2 separate regions of the Homo sapiens genome follow, and region 1 is linked to region 2. A link is an interaction called in ENCODE POLR2A ChIA-PET data of the cell type or tissue named here. Cell type or tissue: MCF 10A. All regions are shown on one strand. Each heading gives the region's core, and the rest is flanking DNA. Links, peaks and the distances in the headings are about the cores only. Region 1 has its middle 40 kb from the start of CIMIP1. Region 2 overlaps PMEPA1 (prostate transmembrane protein, androgen induced 1).

Region 1 (15,163 bases), core at 2,638-10,637, 410 kb before region 2:
ATCTGATAGGACTGGTGTCCTTACAAGAAGAAATTCCAGAAAGCTCCTCTCCTTTCTCTCTCTCCACATGAATGCACCAAGGTCAGGCCATGTGAGGACAAGAAGCTTCCTGCTTCTGGCATTTCCTAGTAAGAATAAGAAGAGTCCTTACCAGAAAATGAGTCAGCTGGAACTTGATGCTGGGCTTTCAAGTCTCCAGAACTGCAAGAAAATAAATTTCTGTTGTTTAAGACACCCAGTTTGTGGTATTTTGTCATGGTAGCCTAGGCAGACTAAGATATTATTACTTTAAACAATCTGTTATTGTTTAGATTAATGAAGAATAAGAAAAATAAAAGATTTTATTTTCATTTGTCTTCTCTGATGATTTTTTTAAAAACGTATATCCAGCTTTCTGACATCTGTCATTTTTCTTCTGACTAAAGAAAATTTCTTGCAGAGCAGGTCTGAGAGCAACACATTCCCTCAGTTTTTATTTACAAAAGTCTTTATTTCTCCTTCACTTTTGAAGGATATTTTAGCTGGATATGGAAGTCTAAGTTGTCTTTTCCCCATTCAACACTTTAAATATTTCACTTGACTATTCTTCCTTGCATAGTTTCTGATGAGAAGTCTGCTTACAATTCTATCCTTCTTCCTCTAGAGGTAAGGTTTTCCCCATCTCTGCCTTCTTTCAAAATTTTCTCTTCATCTCTGGTTTTCTGCAGTTTGCATATGATATGCTTAGATGTAACTTTTTGGTGTTCTCTGAACCTCCTGGGCCTGTAGTTTGATAAATGCCATTAATTTTGGAAAGTTCTTGGCTATTACTACCTCAAATATTGTCCCCCATTCTCTTTTTTCTCCTTGCATTTTAATTGCATGTACCTTACATCTTCTGAAATGTTCCCACACTTCATGGGTATTCTGTTTTGTTTCTATTATTATTTTGTTTTCTCTTTGCATTTCGGTTTGGGAAGTTTCTATCGATGTATCTTCAGGCTCACTAATTCTCTCCACAGCCTCGTCCAGTCTACAGATGAGTGCATCTAAGGCAGTCTTCATTTCTGTTAGAAATGTTAGCATTTCCTTTTGATTATTTCTTAGAATTTTTATTTCTCTGGTTACATTATCAATCCGTTTTTGCATGTTTTCTACTTTTTCCCAATAGAGTCCTTAATGTATTAATCATAGTTATTTGAAACTCCCTGTCTGATAATTTCAACATCTGTGTCATATTTGAGTCTGATTCTGATGTTTGCCGTGTCTCTTCAGGCTGTGTGTTTTTTCTTTCTTCCTTTTGGGTGTCCTTTTAAATTTTTTGTTGAAACCAGACATGGTGTATCAGGTAGCAGGAATTGAGCTAAGTAGGCCATTAGTGTGAGGATTTATGTTAATTTTACTTAGAGTTGGTCTGTGTTTAATGTTTGCTATATCTGTAGGTGCCAGAGATTTCAAATTTCTTTAGGTCTTTATTTTTTCCCCACTCTTGACTTTGAACTTCTCCAAGCCCTCCTCAGAGAGAGTACTGCTTCTTGGAGCCCTTTCAGCTGTAATTCACTGCTGTTATACTGGAACCCTGTTGGTGAGGTGGTAAATTGCGGGAAAAGGGGAGTGTTCTATATAATCTTCAGATTAAATCTCAGTCTTCCAGGGGTCCTGTGTCTGGCCTGTGACCTTCGCAACTGTTTCTCCCACCTGTAGGTGAGACAGGAAAGCTAGAGGGGGCTGCAGTGAGAAAATGCCCTTCCCCAAGCTGGGATAAGCCTGGACAGTCTTTCCCCTGGGGAATGGGCCTTCGTTATGGAGAAGGCTCTGGTGGCTTTTTTTTTTTTTTTAAATAAGAATTACTCTTCCTCTCCTTGTCAGAGCCAGGAGATGCTCTTTCTAGAATCTTCTCAATAAGAACTTGGGGATTCCTGGAGGCAAAGCCCTTGACATTGTGGAGTCCCCCTAAGATTGCAGCCCCAGGAGTTTCTCACTGAGAGCTGGTCTATACTCACCCGTTAGCAATTTGTCAAAATTGCCATGTAACTGTTCTACTAGTTATGGCTCCAGCAGCTTCTGTTCTGGGTAAGTGGAGCTCAGCTGTTACTCTCTAGGTTCATCTGTGTCTCCAGATTTTGGGGTGGTAGTTTACCTTGAAAACTCAGTTCTCTGATGGGTCCATGAAAAGTCATTGGTTTTCAGTTTGTCCAGCTTTTTGTTGTTGTTGTTATATGGATGGGAGTGACAACTTCCAAGCTGTTTATGTGACAGAGCTGAAACTGGAAGTTTATGTATTTTTCATATCATAGAATGATTTTTCTCTTTTGATGTGTTCTCTCTCTCTCGCTCTCTTTTTACAGACCACAAGACAAATTTTGGAGGGAGGGAATAACTGTTATTCAGAGGTGGAGTGTCTGATCCTCTGTGGTGGGGCTGACATTTATTTCATTTGTCATAACAATTCTGTGCCAAAGAAATTGACATCCCCAGCCAATAGTAGAGACCGGCGAGGCTCAGCAAGGTTGGGTCATCAGCTCAAAATCACACCGCCTGGGAGTGACAAATCTGTGATTTAAACATGGCTTTCTTGGCTCCAATGTCAGGGTCATCCCAATGAATCTAAGCCACTAGCTGCTCTCCCCATTGTCTTTGGTTGAGATGCCACTGAACGAATAAAAATGGCCACCTTTCTAGGTGCTCCTCACATCCAGCCTAGCAGGTCATGTCTTGGGGTTTTTCAGTATCAACCACGAGACTGGGCCAAGGCTTCTGAAGACATTGGTTTTATTCCCTGGCATGGAGATCTGCAAACTTCTGTAAAGGATATATAGTAAATATCCTCAGTGTTGTGGGTCACATGGTCTCTGTGGCAACTGAACTCCATGGTTGGGTACAAAAGCATAGACAATATGTAAATGAATAGGCACAACTGTATCTCAATAAAACCATTTATAGACACTGACATTTATATTTCATTTAATTTCTACACATCACAAAATGATATGCTTCTTTGGATTTCTTTCCTTCTTTCCTTATTTTTTTGAGACAGTCTCGCTCTGTTGCCCAAGCTGGAGTGTACTGGTGCGATCTCTGCTCACTGCAAACTCTGCCTCCCCCATTCAAGTGAACCTCCTCCCTCAGCCTCCTGAGTAGCTGGGATTACAGGCACCCACCACCACGCGTGGTAAATTTTTGTATTTTTAGTAGAGACGGAGTTTCACCATGTTGGCCAGGCTGGTCTCGAACTCCTGGCCTCAAGTGATCTGCCCTCCTTGGCCTCCCAAAGTGCTGGGATTACAGGCATGAGCCACTGCGTCTGATGTTTCTTTTGATTTTTCCCTGATCACTAAGCTGTTATTAGCTTAAAAGGTGCACAAGCATAGGTGGCTTGCAGAATTTGGCCTGCAAGCAGCAGCTGGGCCATCCCTTGCTCAGAACCTCACAGAACTCAGTGCTAGGTTTAGGATGAGGGCTAAGGGCTGCACTGGAGGGACGACTAAAGCTTTGAAAGTATTTAATAGAATAGTTGCAGAGAAATAATGATGGACAGTAATAGACAATTATGAGACAAACACTGTGCTAAGTACTTTATAGATATTATCTCTCTCAATTATCGGCAGGGTCCTTAGAAGAAGTTGTAATCAAATGCCCATTTAACAGACGAGAAATCTGAAGCTCAGGGAGTCACATATGAAGTGACAGAGCAGAGATTCAGGCTGTCTGAATGGCTCCAGTCGGTTTCATTTTGGGGAGTGGGTGCAGGTGGGTTGGGAACGTAATGGGGTGTGAATCCGGAACAGGATCTCTATCATATATTAAAAGGATGGACATAGAAGCTCTTCTCTGAACTCGGAAGCTGGGGCACTCCTGTTTTGCAGATTTCCCGGGCTCATTCTCTTCTTGGTGACTCCAGGTTTGTGAGGACCACACCTCTCCTCATCTTCAAGACAGTCTGTTTTGTCTGAATGATTGTCTTGGAGCCTACCTGGTTTGGCTAGATGCGTGATAGCATGAGAAGCAAATTGCCAAGCCCCTGAACACCATTGTGAGCACTGGAATTGTGTGTCTTATTACTGTTAAACGGCGACTAAGCCACCAGCGCTAGAGAACGTGTAATTTCACGTATAATTTAACGGAAGCATGCATCCTGGTGCCTTAGTCCGGGTAACAGCTTCCTGCTTTTGTACAAGGCGCTTTGCACATTAAAGTAATTGCAGAAACTTATGAGGACGACAGGAAAGTTTACTCTTCCTCTTTACGAAGAAAACAAATGTGTTTTTCTGCAGATTCTGCCAAGGCTCAATTTTAATGATCTCGCAGATGGAGCTGGCACATGTGAGCCCGTGGGTGCAGCTGTCTGCTTTCTCCAGCCTGAGGGGCGTGTGACTGCAGCCATAGCACCGTGTTGGCAGCACTGCGTCTCTCCCGCAGCACCACTCTCCTAACCCACCATGTCACTTAAGGGGAGGAGGGTATGAGACCTGTTGTGAGACTAAAATGAGAAACACCCCAGAGGATACGCAATTGGCAAAGCTGACAGTTCTCTTGCTGTTTCACTGGCATTGGGGTTGGAGTCCCTTGCATGTGCCCTGCCCCTGCTGAAGTAGGTGTCCCTGAGCAGCCCATGACTTTGGTGGGAGCATTAGGACAGAGCCTTGTTTTTCCCCACTACCCCTGCCTGGCTAAACACACACTCCATCAAATAAACCACGAAGCAGCAGAGAGAGGGTTGGCAATTTGCTTTTGAAAATTCACACGTCCACGAGGGTTTCAACAACTTTGGCTGTATGTGCAATTGTTCTTTCCATCAATTGCTTATTGTTTGGAACTCAACCAGAGTTCAAAACTCAGGTGCATTCCTTCATTGACCCAGCTTCAGTATTAATAGTTGAGAGGAAAAGAAAGCAAACATTTAAACAAGTTCAGGGCTGGGGTGTATGAAAAATACACTATTCAAAGTTGTGTTAGTTTCCTATTTCTGTTACAATGAATTACTACAAACTGAGTGGCTGAAAACAACATAAATGTATTGTCTTACGGTTCTGGTGGCAGCAGGGCTGTGCTTCTTCTGGAGGCTCTAGGGGAGAATTCATTTCCTTGCTTTTTGCAGTCGGCAGAATTGCCTTCTTCTGAGGCTTCTCTCGTTGGCTTGTAGATGGCTGTCTTCTCACTGTGTCTTTCATAGTTGCCCCTCTGTGTGTGTGTCTGTGTGCAGATTTCCTCTTATTGTGTGGACCCCCAGTCATATTGAATTTGGGCCCACACATATGCACTCATTTTAACTTAATTACCTCTGTAAAACTCTATCCCTCAATACAGTCACATTCTAGGGTACTGGGGGTTAGGGCTCCAACATAGGAATTTGGGGGACACAATTTGACCCCTCACGCTAGTTCTGTCCTCTCCTCTGAGAACCTGACCACTCCATGGTGCCTTTTGTACATACCTTCAAGTAGCCAGTAGAGACCATCTAGGCCCTGAACACCATATCCACATTCCTAGGGGAGGATAAGGAGACCAGCCTCATGCTAGACAATGCTGGCCAAAAAGTTAAGGGTCCAATAGCGTGCCAGTCAGGGGAGTCCAAATGCTGTGACAGAAAACCCCCAAATCTCAGAGGCCAAACACAATCACCGCCCAGTATGTGGTGGCAGGGGTGCGGCTTCACGCAGCCATTCAGGGATCCAGGCCCTCACAGCAACTCTCTGTAGTAAACTGGGAAGTTGGACAGGCTTTGTCTGAAAGCACAGCTGTGCTCATCTTAGGTTTCACGAGATAAGGTCTTGAGAAGTGATGTTTGATTTTGACTCTGAGAGGCACAGTCCCCACTGCTATTTTCAGTTATTTCACAAAGGGTTCATTTCCTCTTCCAGCTAATGAGCTCCCAAGGGGGCACAACTCAATGGCTCACCAAGCATCCCTTCTTAAGGGTGACCAGCTATTCTGGTTTTCCTGAGACTGAGGAGGACTCCAGGAGGCAGAATTTTAAGTTTTAAAATTGGGACAGTCCCAGGCAAGCCAGGACGAGTTGGTCAAGCCACTGTTTGTTGAAATACATATTTTCAATAACTGAGATAACTCTGATTCACCACCCTGGAATTAAGGGGAAGCAGAAGGAGCTCTAGGCACAACCACACCTGCTACTCTGATGACAAATGCCTGCTTTCCAAATCTCACTGGTGAAACTCTTTTGTTTAAAAGAGTCTGAGACTCATTGGGCCAGGCACGTGCCTAGTGCTTTTTAAAAAATGTGAATAGGTCTCATCATTGAGAAATTGCAACTTAGAAGACAACCATCTAACTTCTATTGAAAAATCAAGAGAGCTGACAGTTCTGGGCTGTATTTCCATGTGGCAACAATTATCTGGAGCTGGGCAGAGGTTTCTACTTTAGATGGGGCCTGAGCTTCCTAGTTGCACCGCTTGCCACCATTTACTGTTTTCTCTCATGTCTAACCCACTGACTGTGACGTCACCAACCTGGCCGCTGAGGCCATTGAGTTTGCAGTGGATGGCGTTTTCTTAACTGTAACCCAATCAACCTTGGGAGAAGGAATCCCAGTCTTGATTGTCTCTCTGGAAACACTAACTCATAAACTTCAGCTCCATCTCAGTTCCTAGGATCTATTTTGCTTTCAAGGGGATAAAGAGGTCAGGAAAGAGGCCGCTAGCTGGGCAAAAGTTTAGAAACCATTTCCCGCTAGCGCTGTGGTGTCAATCAAGCCCACGGTCTCCTTCCGCCAGCATCGTGACGTGCAGCCAGCCCTGGGAAACCGGGGCAGTTCTGGGAGCTCAAACGGGAGCCGTTCACGTGTCATTTTTCTTAGCAACAAGGATTCCGCTTCATTTCGGGCTTGTCTTGAGAGGCAGAAGTTTCTATTTATCAGCCAACAAAGAGGCTGAAGGGTTTGATGCCTGCTTTGAAGCCGGGGGCTGGGGTTTGGATTGGGTTCTAGGCCCCACCATGTGCATGCCTTTCACTCCAAATCAAAAGCAAGAGGGAAAAAGGGAAGATTGTGGTTAAAACAAAACAAAACAAAACTGGAGAAACACTGAGAAAATATTGTGCTAGTTTATCTCTAAAGGATGTGCCCTTCAGGTAGTGCTCAAAGAGGCTGTAACTTTTCCTGACTCCAATTAACGCTCAGGGGACACTGACAGTCCAGGGAGTGCCCCAAGCACAGCTTTGACATAGTACTGTTTCATCTAGGGAGGGGCAGAATGTGTAGCAACAGGGGCTCTCAGCCAGTTGGGACAACGATGGTTTTGGGGTCGGGCCCGGTGGCTCACGCCTGTAATCCCAGCACTTTGGGAGGCCAAGGCAGGCGGATCACCTGAGGTCAGGAGTTCAAGACCAGCCTGGCCAACACGGTGAAACCCCATCTCTACTAAAAATACAAAAATTAGCTGGGCGTGATGGTGCACGCCTGTAATCCCAGCTACTTGGGAGGCAGAGGCAGGAGAATTGCTTGAACCAGGGAGGTGGAGGTTGGAGGGAGCTGAGATCATACTATGGTACTCCAGCCTGGGCAACAGAGCAAGACTCCATCTAAAAAAAAAAAAAAAAGTGGTATTGGGAAATGTTTACTGACTGAACAAATGTTTTCTCAGCATCTTCCAGGTGCTGGCACCATGCAAGGCCCAGGGTTACAGTGGCATCTGGGGCAGGTGTTGTCCCAGCAGACTCTGAGGTGAGGATTAGGACATGTCCCAGGAGATGCCTCTCAGGGAGGGGAACCAGAACAGGGATGGAGAGGAAGCCAATCAGGGGGTGACTTCAGTGATTCCCATTCCCCTGCCTGATCCCGGGGAGAGCCCTGGTATATAAATTACCCCCACCCCAGAACTGGCCTGATCAGAGTGGGTGCTGCTGGCCTTGGTCACCTCACCAGTCAGTCACTGACTGTGGGCATGGTGGGGCAGCATGCAGGCTGCCCACAGGGTACTCCTCTGAAGTTTGGGTCTCCTTGGCAAGGCTCAGGATGTGAGGGGTGGGCACACAGAGGTGAGAAAGAGATCTGGAGGTGACTGCATGGGGGCGCCCATGCATCCCCAGCAAGTGCAAGTGAAAACAGCCATGGCCCCTGTCCTAGTCATTTCTGTTGCAATAACAGATGGGGCGGCTGAAAGAACAGACACATATTCCCCACAGTGCAGGAGGCTGGAAAGTCTGAGATAAGGGAGGTGGCAGATTTTATGGCTGGTGAGGGCCCACTTCCTCCTTCCAGTTGGCTGTCTTCTCCCATGACAGAAAAGAGTGAAAAAGAGAGAGAGCACTCCAGGGTCTCTTTATAAGGGCACTAATCCCACTGATGAGAGCCCCACCCTCATGACCTATTCACCTCCCCAAAGCCCCACCTCCTAATAGCATCACATTGGGGGTTAAGATCACAACATATGAATTTTAGGGGGACACACACATTCGGTCTATATATAGCATTCCACCCTGGACCCCCCAAATTCATGTCCTTCTCACATGCAAAATACATTTATCCCATCTCAGTAGCCCCAAGTGTCTTAACTCATCCTAATATCAACTCTAAAGTCTAAAGTCCAAAGTCTCCCCTAAATAGCATCTAAACCAGATATGTGTGAGACTCAAGATATGACTCATGGTGAGGCAAAATTCCTCACCAGATGTGAGCCTGTGAAGCCAAACAAGTTATGTGCTTCCAAAATACAACGGTGAGTGAGGCATAGTACAGACATTCACATTCAAAAAAAGAGAGAAAGAAATAGGAAAGAAGGAAGGGATGATGGGTCCTGAGCAAGTTCAAAATCTAGCAAGGCAAGCTCCATGAGATCTTAAGATCAAGAATAATTCTTTTTGGCTCAATGCTTTGCCTTCTAGACCCACTGGGGTGGTAACAACACCATCCCTACCAGCTTGGTGGGGTGCTTCCCATGCTGTGGCTCCCAGGAGGGGCCCCCTCTTGCTTCAGCTCTCTGTTGGGGTTGGGGGATCCTGCTGGGCCACTATGGCTTCACTGGGTGTTGGTTCCACTCTTTGCAATCGAGATGGAGGCAGACCTCTCCACCTTTGCAAACGAGGTGGAGGCCATGCACTCTGGGCCTGTGGTGGGAGTGGCAGCTCTAGTGACCTCTGAATCACCTTTGGGGTCCTTCTTTCCTTGTGTTGAAGAAAGCTGAATGTTCACATCTGAAGAATTCTATGGTCTGGTCCTGTAGGGTCTAAGAAGTCCTATAATCTTCATTTTGTCCTGTTACCTCTTTTCCTTTAGTCCTAGATAGCAGTGCTTCTGCTGGAACAATTCCATCTTTGCTTCTGGCTTTTATTGAGACGGTTGATCAAGCCCATGGTTCATATTTGTACTAATCTTCTTATCAAATAGTCACTGAGCCACATCCTTAGCATTCTGCTCCAAACAAGTTTTCTCATTTTTTTGCAATAGGGATAGGTTGGCAATTTCCCAACCCTTTAAATTCTGGTTCCTTTTTGCCTAATAACTCCATCTTCAAATTATTTCTTCCTTCACACATTTTATTATAAGCAGTCAGGAGGAATAAAGCCACTTCTTTAACAATTTGCTTAGAAATTTTCTTAGCTAAATATCCAATTTCATTGTTCACAAGTTCTACCTTCCACAAAACACTAGAACATGAACACAATTCAGCCACATTCTTTCCCATTTTATAACAAGAATGGTCTCTCCTCCAGTTTCTAATAACATGGTTCTCATTTCCATCTGAGACTTCACCAGAATGCCCTTTGCCATCCATATTTCTCTCAACATTTTACCCACGATTACTTAGGTATTCTCTAAGAAGATGGAAACTCCTCTTATCTTTCTGAGCTCCCATCAGAACCACCTTCGAAATTCCCTTCATGGAATTCTAGGCTTTTTCTAGCATGTACCTCAAAACTTTTCCAGCCTCTACCTATTACCCCGTTGCAAAGCTGTCTGCATTTTCAGATATTTGTTACAGCAACACATTGTTTTTTGGTATTTTTCTGTTCTAATGAGTTTGGGCTGTTATAACTGGGTGGCTTAAACAACATAAATTTATTTCTTATAGTTCAGGAGGCTGGGAAGTCTGAAATCAAAGTGTCAGCAGATTCAGTATCTGGTGAGGGCCTTCTTCCTGGTTTCCAGATGACCGTATTCTCACTGTACTCTAACGTGGTGGAAGAAAGCACAAGGCAGCTCTCTGGGATTCCTTTTATAAGAACACTAATTCCATTCATGAGGGTTCCACCTTCATGACCTAATCACCTCCTGCCTCCTAAAGCCATCACATTAGGGGTTAGGATAAATTGGAAGGGACACAAACATTCCATCCATTGCAGCCCTTGCCTCATGGGACTTGCCAGGTAGCAGGGGCAGGCAGATGCTCTGTAGAGGATGGAGGGATAGGAGAGCTGTTTTTTGAGGAGTGTGGAGTTTACAGGAGAAAGAAAATAGAGTAAGAGTTGAGTTAAGGAGCTGAGAAGAGAAGGCAGGGTAAAGAACAACCCAGATGCAGGGAAGAGTATGTGCCACCACTGTGTGGAGGGAGAGGGCTCAGTCGAAGCTCACTGGAGGCTGTGTGCATGGAGCTGGGCAGGGAGGCCAGGCCAGGAGGCTGAGGGGTCAGCAGGGGCCAGGCAGGCCAGGCTCTTGGGCTGCATTAGGGAAGCCACTGGATGATTCCAAATGGAGGAATCAGGGCTCCAAGGCCATTTTCAGAGATGATTCTGGGGAGATTGAATTGGAAGGGGCTGCAGAAGGGATGAGGGGCCTCTTCACAGCCATGACCAAGCTGACAAGAAGAGGGTAAGTTTCTGGTTTGGGGAAAGTGACATGATTGTCAGAAAACCAAGGGAGAAAACCCATCTACACATAAAGGAAGAAATGGTTTTAATTCATCTCTGGGGCTGGGGATGGGTCCACCCTTCTGAGATAAATTCAGGTACTATTGGTAGGGATAAGGTGGGGTGGGAACAGTGGGAAAGATGGGGGTGTATCAGTCAGGGAGGCTGGGTTATGCTGCAGTAACAAATGGCCCTAAAGCCTCCGAAGCTTAAGACAATGGTGATTGATTTTTTCCTCATATGGGACCATCCGTTGGCAGGGACTCTAACTCATGCCGTGATCCTCCTCTCTCTGTGGCCCAGATGAACAGAGCAGCTGCTCACTGTGGCGGAAGAAAAGAGAAAATAGGACTGGCTTTTATAGCTTCCACCCAGAGGAGACATCCGTCACTTCTGTTCATCTTGGGAAGGCAAGTCATGTGGCCACACCTAGCTGGAAGCCTGTGCCTGGAAGGAGAGTGAGGCAGGATACTCAAGCAGGCTTGGTGGCTTCCACAACTGGGATTGCTACCATCATAATTAGCAATCTGAGGACCACAAATGAGCTCGATGCTAGTTTTTTAGCTTCTGCTTTGGCATTTTGCAGAGCCCCAAATTTTAAGAAGCTTCCCGTTTAGGACGTGCATGCCTTCTGTTTGGCCCTGGCATCTGTTGCCTGTGTACATCATCACTCACGTTTTGTGCTGTTCTGTTTTCCTTGCCTGGCCTCTTACACCCCTGGAAGCTCCTGGGACCCTTGCATATCTTCAGTACCCAGAGAACGAGACCCTCCATTATGGGTTGAATTGTGTCTCTTTCTAAATTCATATGTTGAAGTCCTAACCCCCACTACCTCAGGATGTGCCCTTATTTGGAAATAAAGTTGTACAGATGTAACTAGTTAAGATGAGGTTGCTAGGGTGAGTCGCAATTCAGGATGACTGCTGTCCCGATAAAAAGGGGAAGCTTGAACACAGACAGGTACACAGGGAGAAAGCCATGTGAATACGAAGATGGCAGTCGACGAACCATGGAGAGAGACTGGGAACTGCAGGAAGCAGCCCTGCTGACACCTTGATTTCAGACTTCTGGCCTCCAGAACCATGAGTCAATCCATTTCCATAGTTTAAGCCACCCAATTTGGGACTTGGTTGTGGCAGCCCTAGCAAATTAACACATCCGCCAAGCGAGGGAATAATCTGAGTGGCAGAGAAGCCCTCCAGAGGGGCACTTCTTTCCTTTGCCCTGTGGACTCCAGGCTCTGTGCCTGGCAGCAAATGATACCTAATCACACTGCACTCTAAATCTACAGGGATTCTGTGGTTTCCCCCCGGCTCTCCATTTCTCTTGGCTTATCTCAGTCTCCTGTGCTGCCTCTAGCTTGATTAGCTTTACCCACATGTATTTGGCTTCATTCTTATTTTCTTTAATGTTTTGATAAGTGAGATCTCAAGCTGTGATTTTCTGTCTATGTTCCTAATCCTAATCTCTCTATTTCTTTCACCTCACTATTGTAAGAAATGTCTCCTGATTCAGTGTCCCATGTGAATTTAATTAACATGCTGCTTTTTAAGGAGTGGGTTTTGTTGACAGGGGCAAAGTGAGGTGAGGCAGAAGGGGAGACAGTAGTGTGTCAGTCAGGGAGGTTGGGTTATGCTGCAGTAACAAATATCCCCAAAGTCTTTGAGGCTTAAGTCAACTTTATTAAAATGTTACCCTCCTTGATGGTCCTGTAAATACGTGTTTGCGTGATATCAAAGAATGACAGCCTCACTTGTGGTGAGAGTGCCACTTTGCCAACTTACGCTATCCTTTGCTCTCCATCTCACATTATGGTCTTGGCTACTCTCTCAGTTGAAATTACCAAGAAGAGGGAAGGTCTCAGGTACAGCATGTGCAGAGAAGAATCTTCTCTCTGCTTGAGCTTGGAGCATAATGGTGGCTTGCACAAATCTCTGAACTACATGTTTCAGAGGAGCCATGCTGGGGTTCCCATCTCCTCAAACGAACATGGCAGGCGTAAAAGGAGCAAGGCGGGCAGGATTCAAATGGCTTAGGCAAGCAGAGGGCAGAAGATTGTTGCTTCTTGAGGGTTTCCTTTTACAACAAAAAAAATGAGTAATAAAGTTGAATTTGGGGGCAATTTGATTTGTTAAAATAAATTACTGGAAGTAATTGGATGAAGAAGGGTGCTGTTTTTAATTAGTTTAAGGGCATTGGCTGAGGAAAATCATCTTTCCCTCTCTCTTTTAAACATGGTTCTCCTCTAACTGGCACTGAAATTTTTTTTTTTTTTTTTTTTTGAGACGGAGTCTCACTCTTTCACCCAGGCTGGAGTGCAGTGGCATGATCTTGGCTCATTGCAAGCTCTGCCTCCTGGGTTCACGCCATTCTCCTGCCTCAGCCTCCCAAGTAGCTGGGACTGCAGGCGCCCACCATCACGCCCGGCTAATTTTTTGTATTTTTAGTAGAGACGGGGTTTCACCGTGTTAGCCAGGATGGTCTCGATCTCCTGACCTCGTGATCTGCCCGCCTCGGCCTCCCAAAGTGCTGGGATTACAGGCATGAGCCACCGCGCCCGGCAGCACTCATCATTTTTATAACATTTATCATGGGTTTTTTATGATTCTAAAAGTAATATAGGTCCACTAGAAAAATAGAGAAAAGCAAATTAATCTCACCTCCTAAAGACAACCTCTGTAAACATTTTGCTGTATTTTTCATTTTTTTCTATGTATTTTGTAAAGTTGGCATCATACTCTGCTTACAGGTCAGGCCTGTATTTTCTTTCATTTAACATCCTATTATAAATACCTTTCTCTATACATAAATGTTGGTAACATGATTTTATAAGGCTACATGAAATTCTGTTACATGGATGTACTCAAGTATATAAAGATAAGCCTTTATTGTTGGACAGTTAAGCTGTTTTCAATTTTTGCTGTTATAAATATCAGCACTGGATCAACATCCTTTGTGTGTCTCCAATTAAGAGGACTCACTGTTTAAAGCTTTGAATTTCTGGCTTTGCTCTCGCCAAAGAAATGTACTCCTTTACTTCTACTCTTTGGTTGTGAGGAATGGATGAGCTGAATGCCGTAAAAAAGGCACACGTGAAAGTCATGATATCGGCACCTTCTCACGTTTTACACACTTTGCGTGTATTAACTCATTAGCCCTTAGAGATGCCCTATGATAGAGGGGTTATCAGTATCCCCTTTTTATAGATGGGAATCAGAGCTGAACAGAGACCTGGAAAGAGAAGTGCCAGAACTGGGATTTGAACCAGGATTCAAACCTGGCAGTCTGGCTCTGGTGTGTGTGTTCCCAATCACCGTGCCACGTGGCCTCTCAGGACGGCTCCCCACAGGTGACACATCTGCAATTGATGGCAGTCTCACGTGTTGTGAGATTGAATTGGAAGGTTGGAAGGAGCCGCTGAGGACATTTTATAAGGCTTTGTCCCATGACCAACTGAGGTCGGATTCATCATGAATCCTAAGAGCTCATTCCAGAAGTGCCAGAAACGAACAGAGGTACAGAGTCTCTCTGAGTGCATGGTCACCGAAGAGCCTCCTCCTCCACTCTGGGAGGTGGGAAGCTTCATCCTCTTACCACCATCACCACCTTCATCATCGCTATATATATTTACATAAAGGAAGATCTATTAGGAGGGGTTGGATCATGCAATGATGAAGGCTCAGAAGTCCCACCATCTGCCGTGAATGACTCCAGCCTGATTCCGAAGGCCTGACCAGCAGGGGAGGCGGTGGTATAAACCTCAGCCCCAGGGCAGAAGGAGCCCATTGTCCCAGCTCAAGCAGGAAGGCAGGAAGAAAACAGGGCGGCTTTCTCATTCCTCCACCTTTTTGTTCTATTCAGTGGTTTGAATGATGCTCAGCTGCATGGGGAAGAGCCATCAACTTTACCTAGTCTACCAATTCAAATGCTCAGCTTATCTGGAAACACTCTCACAGACACACCGAGAATAACATTTGATCTGGGCAGCCCTGGGCAATTGGGTTGACCCATCCAGTTAACCATCACGAATCCTTTTTTCTTTCTGGAGGCAGGTCCAGAGTCCCCACTGATACTCCTGGCAAGCCCAGGCAGAAGCAGGTGTGCTTTTCAGGATGTGTCAACTGAAGACTGGGATTGTCCTGGACTCCCTCTTGGTCACATGCCACCCCTAGGTAGCCAGGGTTCTGGGAAGCTTGCCCACCCACTGAGTGGGGTGGAGGGACAGAGGAGCACACGCCAGCCCCACCCAGACCACGTAGACCAAAGGTCGGGGGGAGTGGGTCTCCACTAAGAAGACCAGGAAGTTGTTACCAGCGGGAAAATGGGAATGCAGCAAGCAAAACCAGATGTGCTTTGCATCCTTAAAGGGTTTTGAGTAGGTGAG
Region 2 (15,163 bases), core at 3,144-11,143:
GCAGGCACCTCGGTGTCTGGGATCCTGCCCAAAGAGAAGGAACTCTTACACGGTGAATTTCGGAGGCTGTGCTGCTGCCAGCCTCGGGTTCTGTACGGTGCACATGCTGAGAGAAGGAGATTGAAGCCGAGGGCCCATTTTTTGCTTTTTACAAAGTGTTGCGTAACGCACGCATGGTTGGGGCACGTGCGGGAGCTGTGCGGGAGACGGACCTACTCTTCATGCACCCTCTGGAGTGACAAGGATGGTACCATGCTGTGCCAGGGGCTCCCCGAGGCTGGGGGAGCATGGTTCAGGGAAGCAAACTCAGTTGTCTTTGGGGTGGGCTCCAGGGAACCAGGGGCAAGAGTCCAGTTTAAAGGCACTGTGGCCACTGCTCAGCCCACCATTGCCACATGGGCCCTGAGTGGCCAGATCTTTCCGTTCCAGGGCAGCCGAATGGTTAGATTTTGACATAAAACTCCTGGGTTTTAAGTGCTGGCAGTTCCTTTTGTCTCCCCTGTCACCAAGAAGCCCCACAGAACCTGCTGGCAGACCCCATCTGTCTCATCAAGTGACCTGCCCTGCTGTGGGTGGGTTAGGAGTGAGACCGAGGGCCAGAGGGATGGAGGCGTCAAAACTTGCTGGCCGTGTCCCCTTTGTGCCCCCCTTCACTGTCATCTGATGGGTCTGTAAAGTGGGGTGATAATAGTCCCTGTGCTGAGGGTGCAGAGAGATTCTGGCTGTGTGTGGCCTAGTGTCTGGAGCAGCTGTGTGTTCATAGAGGTGAGCGATGATGGTGGGGCGGATTGGACTCGATGGTCCATTCTGCCTGGTTCCCTAGCGGTCACTCTGTAACAGAGTGCCTAGTGATGAGAAGGCCTTCACCAGAAAAAGGTTGCCCATCCTCGGACTGGCTGGGAAGGTTGGAATCAACAGGCCCATCTGGGGCCCATGGCCTTGAACATGGAGGTAATTGACTATCTGTGTAATACTCCTTGTCCTTGCCAGGCCCACCGCAGACCTGGCTGGCAACGACCCCAGCATGCCCGTTGCTGGCCCAAGAGGCCCCAGACGGTCTCTTCGGGTCTGCCAGCAGGGTTCCCTTAATCCACTGCCAGGCTTGGTGGACAGAGGCTGGAAGAGGGGGTACAAGGCAAGGCACAAAACTGGGGCCGTGAGGTCAACACCGCCCTGACGTCCAGATGCCCCACTGGCTGCAGTTCCTAAGACAGCCTAACCTGGGAGCAGAAAGCCCAGAAGCTTCTGATGGTTTGGGGCTCCCCTTTGTGAGAATCAATTGAAATTTTTAACAGGTGATCATATGTGGGGGCAAACCATTAAAAGAAAGGCCCTGATGTCCCCCACCCCCATCAACAGGTGCAGCGGGGGAGGGCCGGGGAGGGGCCGGTCTTCAGTTTCACTTCTGCTCCAAGCACTCCTTCCTGCCTTCTCCCCAGGGTGGGCTGCACCCCTCTGTGAAGCTGTGACAGTGCCGAGTACTGACAGTCAACCTCATTTTCCCGTTGGATGACACTACAAAGCCAAACCTTGACACCTCAGGGGTCTCGTCAGGGTCTTGTCAGGCAGGCACTGGCAGAACTGTTTGTCACCAAACCGGGAAAAATCCCAGAATGACTTACCAGCCAGGGCAGGGGCTTCAGCACCCTGGGGTGAGCCTGGAAGAGCTTGGGGCATCCCCAGACTATCCGAGAGCCACAGAATGGCTTCTCTTTTCTGTTCCTGGGTTACTGATGGATTTTTTTGCTTCTGCTCTTTTTCCTAGTTGAATGTGAAGAGATTATTATGTGCCAGGTATTAGTGACGCATTTTTCTCAGTGTTCAAAACAACCCTGAGAGAGCTATTGCACCAATCTGCGGATACAAAAATGGGATCAGAGAGTGTAAGATACTTGCTCGAGGTCACACAGCCAGGAACTGATGCTCCATTGGGATTCAAACGCAAGCTCCCTGACCTTGCAGTCCACACTCCCAGGCTTTCTTTTCCACTACACCGACCTCCTGAGCTCCAGGGCTTTCTTTGCAAGATTGGCCATTGCAGTGCTATTTTAGGCTCCCAAGACTGCAAGCCCATATTGGACCATTTGTTAGGGAAGAACACATACGAATTGGCCACCTCTCAGAGCAATTGGGTCCATTCTGCTCTGGCAAGACACCGGCTGACATTCATTGGAAATGTCTCCCCAAAACACACGTGCCTTGTCAGGCTGCATGAGGAGCTGGTGTCTCTGTCTCCAGCTCTCTGTGCATCTCTGACATACCAGCACCAACAGATGTCGTGGCGGGGGTTTGGGGAGTAGCTGGGGAATGTTCCCAGGGAATCAAATGTAGACTTGATAGGGGACATCACTAGACACAGCCTCCGCAGGGGCTCAGCGTTCAGCACCATCTGCCACACACCTCTGACCTCCGGTGCTGTTCCCAGGGCCGCAGAACGTCAGGGAACGACACAGACAAATTCCTGCCCTCTACGAGCTGCTGCCCTTGTAGGGAGACAGGTGAAAGAACACGAGTCATTTCAGAAGGGAAGCTGAGAGGCCACACTCAGAGGCACCTTCAGGGCCTCGCCTAGGGAGACCCCCAGCCTGGTGTCCTGTTTGGGGCCCAGGAGCACCCTGGCCTTCCTCCTGTCACACCTGTCATGGCAGTAATCGAATCTTTGTGTCATTAGCTGTGCCATGTCTGCTTTCCCTCCAGGCACCAAGCACCGAGGGGTTGTTGTTGGTTGTGTCCCTGAACCTGGTAGGAGTCTCATGTGCGTTGGATGAAGGGAGGAAGTGGGCAGGTGAACTTTCAAGAGATTCCAGATTCTTGTGGTCAAGATACAGGCTTTGAAGACCTTCATTCTGGGGGTGAGCGTGGTATCCTCCCGAGTCTCCAGTTGACCCTCTGTGAGGTGGAAGGAAGAATGACATCTGTTCTATGGGGTTGTCAGGACCGTTACCTGAAAAGCACCTCTGGTACAAAATGTGATTTTTAATGCTCCAAAGTTTCCACTATTGGGGGCAGGAAACTGTGCCCGAGTTTCATACCTGCCCTCTCTTCTAGAGCTAAGGGGCAGGTACAGAAGTCAATGCAGACCCACCTCCCCTGCACCCGCTCCAGTTGCCCTGGGTGGTCAAGGTTTCACAGTGATGGCTTTAGTCCTCCAAAGGCCATCAAATGGCAAAAACGCATTGCCAGAGCTTGCTGCAGGCCCCCAGAAGGAGAATTCCTAGGGTGATTCTTCTTGGCACACACTTGCTGCAGACTGGGAGTGTTTTGGGGTTATTGTCCTCACGGAGGAAGGTGGAGTTTGCTCAGAGGTGATGTTGAGATGCCATATGCTGGACCGAGCTAAGCAGCTATTGTGACTCAACTTCGGCGGTATCAGGTGGTGATCAGCTATTCCTAATGCTCCAGCACATTCTAATATGTACCTGTTGTTAATGGGAATGGGGGTAGGAAGAAAGGTGGCTTGGAATCAGTGCCTGCCATAAACTAATAAGGATGTCAGAAAGATTCGAACTATAGTCTGATTTTCTTCTCTTTTTTTTTTTGATGTCTTCTTTTTTCTTTTCTTTTCTTTTTTTTTGAAATGGAGTCTTGCTCTGTCACCCAGGCTGGAGTGCAGTGGTGCGATCTCAGCTCACTGCAACCTCTACCTCCCGGGTTCAAGTGATTCTCCTGCCTCAGTCTCCCAAGTAGCTGGGACTACAGGCATGAGTCATCACACCTGGCTAGTTTTTTTGTATTTTTAGTAGAGACAGGGTTTTGCCATGTTGGCCAGGCTGGTCTCAAACTCCTGACCTCCGGTGATCTGCCCGCCTCAGCCTCCCAAAGTGCTGAGATTACAGGTGTGAGCTACCATGCCCGGCTCCTTTTTTGATGTCTTTTAACTAAAATCATTTGTTATTGTTTCAGTGGGCTTGGGAAATGGCTCTACTGGCAGAAAAGAGAATTTTATTTAGTAACAAGTTGAAAATCCCCAGTGGCTCTGGGATCTGGATGGTGGATAAAGGTTGATTGTGACCTCCACGAACCAACTCTTCACCATCAGCAAGAAACACCTCGCAATCCTCCTTAGCAGTGGTGCTAGACTCCCCTTGGGCTGGACGGCCACAGCTAGAACCACCTAACAGCCATGCAGGTTCGAGATGCCACTTTGCCTTTTAAGTCTTAAGAAACTGTCCTATATCATTTGCCCCCACTATAGGCTTTTGGGGCTTCAGGGGAGGTGGCTGTGCCAAGTGCTTATTTGTGTTGATAAAAGTTGCACGATCTTGGCACCAAATAGATCAATAAACATTTTGACAGTTGGTGGAAGTGGAGTTATTGTGTACCTCAGTTTCCCTGTTCCCCCGAACATGTTCGGTAAAGCATGGGCCTGTGGAGGGGTCTGTCAGTGGCAGCTGTCAGCCTCTATTGTCATTGACAGGTTGTCATGGATTCCCAGTATGCAAGTCGCATCAGCATCAGGAGTGGAAGAGTCTCTGCTGGTCCTTAAGGTCTCCAGGAGGGGCCAGTTCCATCACTGGCTTTGGGAGCATGAAAGTGACAAATCCAGCCATGAATTTGCCTGAGTGTCAGTGGTTAAGAATACAAAAAGGTGTGTTTTTATATTTAGAGCCACGTATCTTCAAGTATATACAATATACATTTGTATTTTATGTATGATATATGTAAAACGCGGACTGTCGAAACATGTGCGTTCCAACCGCCGAGGCCGGGAGGCTTCTCTGAGGTCCCTTGTTGGAGTCCACCACGGACATCCCACCTCCCACAGGTGTGTCACAGGGTGAGCTCAGGTGAGCCTGACCTTCTCCCAGCTTTGCCCCGGGTTCCCCCAGGCAGGTGAAATCAGATTTTCCAGGCCATGTCCTCGGCAGCAAGAGAAGTAGGAAGCTGAATCGGTTTTTCAGAAATTTTGAGCAATGCAAACTGCTCTTTCCCCCAGGAGGTTTTCAGCACCAGTGGTCTCAGTTGCCTAGTTACCCCTCTGCTCATCTAGACCAAATCCCGAGAGACTGCCCTGCACCCCACACGCCTTGCTTGGCCTGTGGGGCAGTCCTGGCACCTGGTAGTTGCACAGGGAGAGAGACTGTGGCGGGGTCCTGGGGCTCTTTAACATAGCTCAGCCGCTTTCTAGATGTGGAGTCTTTGGTCAGCTCCTTACTCTCCCTGATCTTGGCTGACTGATTTATAAACTAGGATTTATAATTACTGCACGGAGGTGATTAAACAAATTGTCTTTTAAGCACCTATCACAGGGCTAATTCCTAGTAGATGCTCAATAAATGGCCACGAGAGTGTTGGTGCCGATGGTAAGTAGGGATTGGTGGTAAGCAGGATGGCTGCCCGAGAGTGTGAGCTGGGCGGAGCTCAGGTTGGCTCCTTCTTGCATCAAGCTGCCCACTAGGCTTGCACATCCTTGATGTGGGCAACACCCACAGACTGCACAAGCTGTCCCATAAGGTTCAGATGCCCAGACAACAAGATTCGGTTCGAGCCCTGTGGGGTGATGCATTCCAGAGACCACACTTCCTTTAGGGAGGCTCAGAATTTGCATGGGGCCACAGCAAACGCCTTTCTTCATTCCCCTGAGTTATACAGCAGGTAGCAGAGCTTCAATCTGAAACACCTCGTGGATGTCAGTTGAGAGATGGCGTGAGAGTTTGGTTGTGGTCAGTGATGTGCTTCAGACTCCCAGAGAAGGGAGACTCTCAATGTCCTCTTATGGCTGCTACATTTAAGGAATAAAAAATAAAAGTTAATACAGAGACTTGCCAAGTCTGTGTGTGTGTGTGTGCCTCTATATGTACGTGCTGACTTCTTAGGATTTCTGCAAGGTCCGGAACAGCTTTCCAGAAGAAGGTGGAAAGTGAAGCCGGGGAGCTTTGCACAGGTCTGGGAACCCTGCAGGAACTTGGTGCCCGCCGCGCCAGTTCCGCAGATTCCCCTCACCGGGCTGAGCTGATGTCTGTAGCTGGCCAGAGTTCTAATTGCCTTCCTAAAAACAATTTAGTTGGTAATAATTCTGTAAATGTCTGAATCAACTTTGCGCAAACACCCTGAGTAATTTCTTTGTTCTTTTCTTTCTACTTTGTAATTGGTGTCTGTAAAAGCCAAAGGTTTGGTCTTGCGGAAGGCATGATTCATTTATTGGTGTCTATGCCTCCTCGTTATTGAGTCATTTCAGATGCCATCACGGTGAGCCAGGGCTGATTCATATGGGGCTGAGCTTAGAAGCCAATAGGGTCACGGCCATAGGAGGAAGCTGGTTTTCTAATCTGTTTATGATATGGGAAAAAGAGGCGGGTGTATTGAGATGATGGAGAGGGTGTCAATTACATGGGTGAATATAACCAATGAAATAACACCAACCAGCCTTTAAACACCACTCCATTTGCTGCTGTTGATCGTTAGGATAGATCGCAGCTCAATGCACTCCTATCTCGGGTGTATCTCTCCCTGTGTTTATGGATCTTGATCTCTGAGCAGGCTGACACGGGAGGGATGCCCCCACCCCAGACCTGGAGAGACGTTTCAAGTCATAAGCCACAGATGCAGAGAATGTTGCCTCTTTAAAAAATGTATCAGCTGGACCTACCATGAAACAAATGTTTAAATGTTTAGGCTCACGTGTAAGGGAGCCTCTGCCCCATTCCCTACTCATTTCTCTAACAATGACAATTATTAGATGTTTGCGGTTGTTCGTTCTTTGCATTATTCTCCAAACTGTGTGAACTTACACATGGTGCCACTTATTTTGCCTAATTTTATTAGTTGCTTTGGCCCTAAATTGTCACTGTCCTCCCGTCTAGAGGGTAATCAGAGTTGTTTGCCACATGGCCCAGAGGTGTAATTATGAGTCCAAATTCCAACTGTCCGTATAAATCTAGGCTCTGCCTGCAAGGGGAATATTTCTTCCTGCAGTGCTTTCCTCTGGTTGGTTCCCCATCTGCATAGCTGCACTGCATCCTCCACTCTGCATCGGGGAACAAGGGTCTCTCTCAGGTCGTTTTCAATATCCAGCTCCTAGCTTAGGGCCAAGTGCAAAGCGTGTCATTGGTGTCTGTCTAGCTGCTGGTTGGATGGCTGTGAGAAAGTTCACTGGAGGAGAAATTTGCCAGTAACCCTGTAGAATCCAGCCAGTATTTATTGAGCTGCCTAGTGACTTCCAAAGTATAGATGAGGGATGTTGAGTGCATGGCATTCCATCCAGTGTCCCCTACTTGCTGCCCATAACAGACATTGCTAATCAATTGCACCCTCCATCCTTGCTGCACTCAGATCCTCACCGAGGTGGTACTCCCAGTGTCTGCTCCCAGTCGGGGTTCAGAGAGGGCTTGAGTGATGACACTTGTTGACCATCGGGTTGTGGATGATCCTTATGGGGAAAACTGGAAGTTGTGCAGACAAATGGCTGACTGAAAGACTAGTGGGGCTGCAGAAATCCTGGTGCATGCAGCCACCAGGACCAACTCCCATCTGCTCCTCCTTGTCACCCTGTGTGAGTCCCAAGGCAGTTCCTTCCATGAGTTCTAAGGACGTTCCCCATCTGTAGATGGCCCAGCCCCACACTTCAGCTACCATGTAGCGGGAACTCCCACACTTCAGTGAAGCAGCATCCAAGGGTGACTCCAAGAGCAAGCCTCCCCGAAGAGCATGGCTGCCCGGAGTAAGCATTACTCCTTGGTTCCTTGACAATATGTCATTTTCCTTTTTTAAAAATCAGGGGTGTAAACGGAAATGTGCACAGAGGCCTCCATTTTCTCTTGCCAGCCTCTCTCCACAGAAATCTTGAGCTCTGCTCTGAGCGCTTCGCGGCATTCCCTTTCACTCTAGTGAGAATGAGCTCTGGATCCTTTTCCCAGAATAGACTCAGAGCGGAGTTGAGGGTGGGGTTCAGGAACAAAGACAAGAAAGGGGAGAATCTGGGAGGCAGTCAGTATTTAGGGAATGAACCCAACACCCAACAGCTTTGTCTCCTTGTTTTTCTGGGTTCTTGCCGGTGACGTCGCGGCTTTTTGAACCCTAGCAATTCCTACTGACAGTGGCAGGTGCTCACTGAGCTCTTTGCACACCCTGTCTCACTAATCCTCATGGCAACCCCATCGCATGGAGGAGGTGGAGCTAAGTCACCTGCCAGGGATTGCCCAGCACACCGCAGAGCAGGATTTGAACTTGGGCTGCAGTGTCTTGGCACAGGGTGGGAGGGAGAGTCACAGAGAAGCGGGACCCTTTGCCAGCCCATGGTTGAAGGGGAAAGTTCTAGACACAAGGTTTTCCTGGCATTCCTGGAGCCCCAGGGGCGCCCAGGCTCATACCTCTTTCTTCCTGAAGCCTGTGCCTCATTTGTCTAGGCAGGGACGAGCCCACCTTCCCCTGAGCCTCAGAACCGCCTGTCACTTGGTTTAAGGGATGGGCTGGTTGGGGGCCTCTGCTCCTTCCTCCTCCTCCCATCCTCCACACACTTCCCTCCTTGGAAGGGTGCCAGCAGCGATCCCTGGGGCTCAGAGCAGGAGGGAGCAGAAATTGTCGGTAACAGGTTGCAGCTGAAGGGAGAAAGTGGTCCCTGTGACCAGTGAGGTGCTTGGGCAGGATCTGAGCTCCCCAGGAGGGGTGAGGAGAGAGTCCAGAGAACATCTGGACTGGAGGGACCCTCTCTAGCCTTCTTCAAAATGCAGTGGTTCTCAGTCCTGGCCACACATTAACACCACCTGAGGGGCTGTGGCAGCACCCCAGACCCACTACCTCTGGGATGGGGCCGGGCCATCTGGGTTTCCTAAAGCTCCCCAGGTAATTCCAGGGTGTGGCAGAGTTAAGCCCGCTAAGCTGCCCTCAGCCCCAAGCTTGCAGATGGGTAAGTTGAGGTCTGGTGAGGGGGAGGAGGAAACTCAGGCCACTTTTCAGCCACAAAATCCTTCTGGTGCTAATCAGAGGAGTACTGCTAGGCCAGGCCCAGTGGCTCACACCTGTAATTCTAGTAGTTTGGGAGATGGGTTTTCACCATGTTGGCCAGACTGGTCTCGAACTTCTGATCTCAATTGATCTTCCTGCTTCAGCCTCCCAAAGATTACAGGCGTGAGCCGCTGCGCCGGGCCAGGCCTGCAGTTTTAAGCAGGGCAGACGGATTGTGAAAGGGCCAAGCTGGGCTGGAGGTCCGATTCTCTAGCGGTGAAATGCCAGGTGCTTCAGCGGGGAAAACATTTTGTAACCTGAATCTGGGCCCGTAACGGGTACCAGAGACCTGGGTGTCTGTCCCAGCCCCAGCCAGGGGGCCCAGGATAGTGGCAGAGCCTTGGAGACTGGACAGACTCCAGCAGCTCTGGGGCTGGGTTGGCCCATCAGCCGCTGTTGCCAGCCCCGCTGGGCTCCAGCCCAGAGCCACCGCCTGCCCGCCTCACCTGGCCTGCATTCCTTTGCAGGGAATGAGGATGTGGGTGACCCCAGACAGGTATGAATCATGTCTTGGGGAGGTGGTTACTCAGAGGCGGCAAACGCCGAGGCTGCCTTCCTCCCAGACAGCGTGGACCTCAGTGTGGAGCTTCGTGTCCTGGGCTTGGGGCATGGCTGCTGAGGTGGGTGTTTGAAGGGCCTCATTGGAGTGAGATGGGCTGACAGGCAGTGGTCCCTCTCCCCTTGACTCTAGCATGCTCTGAAGAAGAAGAAGAAAAGAGCAGTGTGGCTGTGGCACCGGGATACCAGGTCACAGTCATGGCAGCCTCACTTACCGGCTTTGTGGCTCTCAGGCCTATTTTTCATCTAGAGATAGAAGTGCTGGGAAGCAGTCCTGACTTCCTCCTGTTGTGAGGGCAGCATGGACCCCCCTCCCCTTATTTCCTGAATGCCTACCATGTGCCAGGCACAGCACCACATGCAGCCCTGCAAGAGCTACTAGACTTGTCTTACATGGCGCTACATGCAACCCTCCAAGAGCTACTAGACCTGTTTTACAGATAAATAGACTGAGGCTCAGAGGGCAGAAGTCAATTGCCCAAGGGTGCATGACTCGTAATTGGCCCCACTGGATGTCCAGCCCACTGCACCCATCTGTGTCCTAGCCACCCTCCCATGTCAGTTCCAAGAAATCTATAAACCCGAAGCAAACGGTAGCACATGAGAAAACTGGAGATGGCACGTGGATGGTCATTTAAAATTTAATAGTTCCGTACTCATGTGAATGTATGTTAGGAAAAATATAACAAGCACATTGTCGATTTCGTGAGTATTATTGCTTAAGATCGGGTTAAGTAATAAGTAAACCAATTGAATATTTTATTTCAGTTGAAAAGAAAAATACTGAAGAATTTTAATGCCTTTAATGGGGTACTTGAGTATGGCAAAAATCGGGAAGGCTGAGAGTGTCATTTGGGAGCTGTGTCCCAAGTCCCTCGTGGGCCTTTAATCAGCAGTTACAGATCTGCAGCTCCTCCTGTAGGATGGAAGCACTTTGCTCTTTGGCCTTTTGAGGTCACCCAGCTATTTGAAGGTCAGGGGCAACTCGATTCTAATGAGATCAAGGTCACAGGGTCATGTTGCCCCCAGGAAAGTGGGAGATGGAGTTCTGTGGTCCAGGCTGTGGCCCTGCTGCAGGGCTGGGAGGTGGAGAGGTGTGGACAGAGAAGGACCTCCCATCCTCACCGGCAGAGAAAGCTCAGAGATGCTCCCAGCTGGTGATGAGGCTCCAGCCTGAATCTCAGCCTGCTGCTGATGATGGAGAAGCCAGCACTTCACTGAGTACTTCCTTGGTGCCCCGTCACCACCCAACACCTCCTCACAAGGCTTGCAGAAGAGCCTGCTGAGACTCAGAGTGTCTGTATCCTGCCCCAGGTCGCAGCTGTGTGGCATCCTGATCTCTGTGTATTTTAACCAAGATCTCGATGTTCCCTTTTTGTAATGGAAAAAAAAAATCTCCTTAATTTAATTGTTCTGTGATGTCTGAAATGGGTGGATATTCTGCAGAATAGGTCTGTGACTTATTATTTAGCCTCCTCATGTACCTTTTTAGCTCTGGGGAGAAAGACAATTGGAAGCAAGTGAAGAAAAGGGCTCAGGTGTGTCCCAGCCCCAGGCCTTGCAGTTACACCTGCCACCTGCTGGCCGCCACCGTCTGCTGGCCCCCACCTTCGACTTTTACTGCTAGGAAAAGTCCCGGGGCGGGGAGGTGTTGGGGAAGTTCTGCCGCCTGTCTGGCTTGTGGTTTGGCAGACCTTCCTGGATGCAGGTCTCGGATCCTGGGCTTGAGTCTCATCCTACAAGAACTAGGGGGAAAGGTCGAGGAGGCAGCTCCTGAGCCCACTGGCTCTGACTTGTGTGGGGCAGGGAGGGCACTTGGCACTCTGGGCCTGGTCTCTCTGCTCATCCTGTGGGCCTGCCTCCTACCTGACTACCTGTCTAGGAATTTTTATGGCAGCCCGCAGAGGTACTGCAGGTCGGCTGGAATGTGAGATCCTGGCCCTGGGAGGCGTGGGGTAGGCGGGCTTCAGACACAGCTCCTGGCTGCTGGGCAGGAACGCAGAGCGAGGCGGCCACTCCCGGCCTGCTCACAACATAAGCGTGAACATCGTGGTTTTGCCACTTCGGGACTTGGCTGAGTTTTGCCACGTTTCCTTATGCCCTGATTCTGCCAGGTTAATTCTGATTAGGTTTCGGTTTGACCACTGCCTGGGACACCTTGACCCACAGCAGGGATTGAGATAAACAGTTGATTATCATGAGTTGTGAAAGATGGAAAATAGTCCTATTACCAGCAGCACTTAGGCAGCCCCCTGCTCCCTGAGACATTGCTGAGTGCTGTCCTGTAGAACAGAACCCTCCCACTTAGCCTGGCCTGGATCTCTGCCTTTTCTTTCCACAATGAAGAGTATCCAGGCAAGAGGAGGTGGACGGAGGTTCCTCAGGCTCCAGGTGACCATGGCTTCCACAAGCCGCCCTGCCAGTGGCACCCGGCTGGCATGGGGTGGGACAGCCACTTGGCCTCCTCTGCATCTGGCAGCCTCAGCCCTCGAGGAATTGAATCCTCCTGGGGCCAAAAGTGGCCGTGCTCGTGACCCGCCAGCTGCAGGCCAGGTACAGACCTGGGCCCTTGGAAGGAGCAGTGGCCTGGCAGGGAGGGGCTTCAGGGGGACCGGGCTCAGGAGTACTGGGCATCCTGGTCATGAGGTGGGAGCTTCGCTCCCCTGTCTGGGCCGCCCTGTGAGTTCCTGCCACCAGCCCTGACAGACCATTGCTCACCTGCCCCCATGACTCTTCCCACACCTGGTGGGCTGTGCCTTGGTGCTTGCAGCTGCCCAAGTCCAGGGGAGGCCACACCCCATCCATAGGGAGTGAGTGGTCACCACGTAAGAGTGTCCTCGGGGTTGCGTCTCCTCTATGAGCCTCTGTTTCTTCATCTGTAAAATGGGGATTGTAATAGGCACCCACTACACAGGGGGCATCGTAAGAATTAAATGAGACAGTTTGTGGCAAGGGCTCAGCTCAGTCCTGGGTGCTTTGTAAATGCTCGAGAAACAAAGCCTGTTCTGTTTGTAAGACGTAGCCAGTATTGGAGGAGTGGTGGCTCCGTAAGCCCCGGGACCTACCCGTGAAAAGGGAGAAGAGGGTGATGGGATGTGAAAAGTTGGGAGGCTCGTCGGGGAAGGAGATGTGAGAATGAGGCCTGCAGTGTGAGTAGGAGTTCTGCCCAGGGGGAGGTTTCAGGAAGCAGCCCGTCCCAGGCACACCCAGGGTTCTGTTTCCCCTCTCTGCAGATGGAGGTAGTTGTTCAAGACCACACAGCGGGGGTGGCTTTGGAACGAGGGCTGCGGGCACCAGTGAGGTGGGTCTGAGCTCCTCTGTGAGCATGAAATGGACAGTCTGGACCGGGAGATGGTGCACCCAGCCTTAGCTCGCAGCTTCTTCCTCTGAGAGGGGTGAGAGTGAGGGTGAGGGTCCTGCCTCCCCTGTCCTATTCCCACCTCTGCTGCAACCTGTGTAACCCTCAACAGCAGAGTAATGATTTTCTTCGGGGGAAAACGTTCTCCCTACCCCATCCCTGAGGAAGCAGGAAAGGAGTTTTGGGGAGTAGGAGCTGGCATCAGCTCAGGGGAGAGGAGCGGTGCCAGTGGTGCCTGTCCCTGGGGCTGCTATAGCCTGGACACCTTCGCCCTCCTAGACCAGCCCAGAGACTGTGATTCAACTCTCAGTCAGTCTGGGGCCTTGACTGGTCCTCGGTCTGTTCCTCCTCTTTCAGAGCCTGCACAAGAACCCCTAGCGCAGCCCCTCTGCTGGAGGGACCTTCGGAAGAGTTGGGGAGAAGGAGGCTCCCCTCATGCCATGTTAATGGGAGGGGACACCAGAAGGCTGGGTGGCATTTGCCATTTTGCACAATTAGGAACCTCGCTAATGGGTAATTTTACTCAATATTTCACGCCATTCATGAACTCATCTGACACATTCATTGAGCACCTACTGTGTGGTGGGCCTAGTGTTTTGGACACACACAACCGTGAAAAAGACAGGCCAGCTCCTAGTGTGGCAGACTGGAAATCGGCCAGAAAACCAATGACTGTAGAACAGCTTTTCAGAAGTCCCGTAGGAAAAGACCGAGGGGCCGGTAGGGACGAGGAGGAGGCACCAGGACCAGCTTTCTCTAACCCTGCTTCTCTGGTAGCCTTGTAAGCGGGATCCCCAGGCCTCGGGGTGTAGAGGCATCAGCGTTTATCAGGCGCAGTAGTTCTTTCCTCGGATGTGAGCTGAAATGGGGCGAGTGCAGGAACCTGCATGCTCACACATTTTCTCCCAGGAGGTGCAAGTTCCAGAACCCCCGGCTCCTGGATCCTCACCAACTGGTGGGTGAGGAGTAGACGGCCAGGCTCCACCCCAGACTTCCGGCAGGTGGGGGTCGGCTGGGCGTGTCACTTACAAAACTCAGAAGAAGCCAGATCTTCATCTGCACCGAGTGTTTCCCAGGACAGAGCCCAAGCAGGAGAAGCGCAGGCTGGGGTGCGCGCCTGCTCTCCAGGCCCCTGCCACCTGTTTGCACATGACCCTCTACACCCGCCATAGCAATGGAGACCCCGCCTCCTGCTACAGTTAATTAATCCTTCTTTTTTGCTTCACAATAAAAATAGCATGGCTCTTCTGATTGTAAAAAGTGATATACACTCCTTATTTAACGAAAAATTCAAAGAATTTGATAAATGACAGGCGAAAAGTCAAAATGCCTGCAATTCCAGCACATGGAGGTAAGTTTCTTCTCTGGGGATATTCTCAGGAGCATTTGCATGTGTAGCGCTGATGCAGGGCGGGTGGCAGTGGTGGGGGTGGGTGCAGGCACTGGGCCCGGCCCCCCCGGGTGGTCTGTGCCCCAAGCCGCTGCCCAGCGTCTCTTCGCTAAGAGGTGAGGTCAGAGGCTTGCTTGGGAACCTCTCTGGCCTCCCTGTCAGCCCAGCTGGCAGAGGCAGGGAGGGTTCCACATGGAGGCCCCCAGGCTGAAAGCCAGGCAGGTGGGAAGGTTAGATCTGGCTGGCTCTGCCTTCACCCAAGAGCCTCGTCCTCCTTATCCATAAAATGGGGTGACACCGACAGTTCCTAGCTCGTGGAGCTGAGGTGAGGAGTGCATCGGGTGTTGGGAGAAGCTCAGCAAATGCCTCGCACACAGTAAGTGCCCCATGGACCTCGGCTGCTGCCGGGCGATGCAGCCACTGGCCCCTGGGACCCACGTCAGCCCCAGCAGCGCCGTGTCTGTGTCCCTCCGATATATAGAGCTGCTGAATCAGACTTTGATTCACAATCAAAGGCTTCTGTGGTCAAACACGTCTGAAAGGCCACAGCCTCTCTTTTTACGACAGGTCCCTGAGACCCAGAGAGGGTGAGTAGGAGGCAGGAGCATCTCCCCATGGCCCTGGGAGGCAGATTCAGGGCGGCCCCTGGGTCCCCTTGTCCCCGGAGCTGGGAATGTACTTGAAGCTTCTAAGCTGATCATCATGAGAAACAGCTATTTATGTGGGCACAGTTGTGAGGACTCTCCTTGAACTAGTTCCTTTAGCGACGGGCAAAGAGGATTCCCCGAGTTTCATTTGGAGACTGTCCCATCTTGGCACTGACCTAGGTCCGATTCCCGGTGCTGGGTCCGATGCTGGACTCCCCAGGAGGAACGGGGTGGTGTCTGTTGCCACAGAGGTGGACCAGGCCAGAG

The links. ChIA-PET counts read pairs that join two places held together with the same protein. Peaks named below come from ENCODE experiments on the same cell type or tissue, not always from the same donor. Only the 100,000 strongest peaks of a DNase experiment are listed, where the experiment ranks them.
Region 1: POLR2A ChIA-PET joins it to region 2 with 14 read pairs; 3 of 35 experiments call an interaction of 5 or more read pairs at or near these places.

Annotation. Positions count from the first base shown.
Region 1 is chr20:58,103,105-58,118,267 of GRCh38, reverse strand. No RefSeq gene overlaps it. Among named protein-coding and RNA genes, the nearest start is that of CIMIP1, 40 kb to the left of the region's middle. In MCF 10A, for the core only: no CTCF peak of the experiment used is centred there; DNase peaks (open chromatin) are centred at 6,107 and 8,587.
Region 2 is chr20:57,689,441-57,704,603 of GRCh38, reverse strand. The region is part of intron 1 of PMEPA1 (prostate transmembrane protein, androgen induced 1); the gene reads left to right. Among named protein-coding and RNA genes, the nearest start is that of PMEPA1, 13 kb to the left of the region's middle. RefSeq lists enhancers at 5,677-6,876, 7,757-8,289, 10,978-11,797. In MCF 10A, for the core only: a CTCF peak has its summit at 11,091 (motif pointing left); DNase peaks (open chromatin) are centred at 6,183 and 9,373.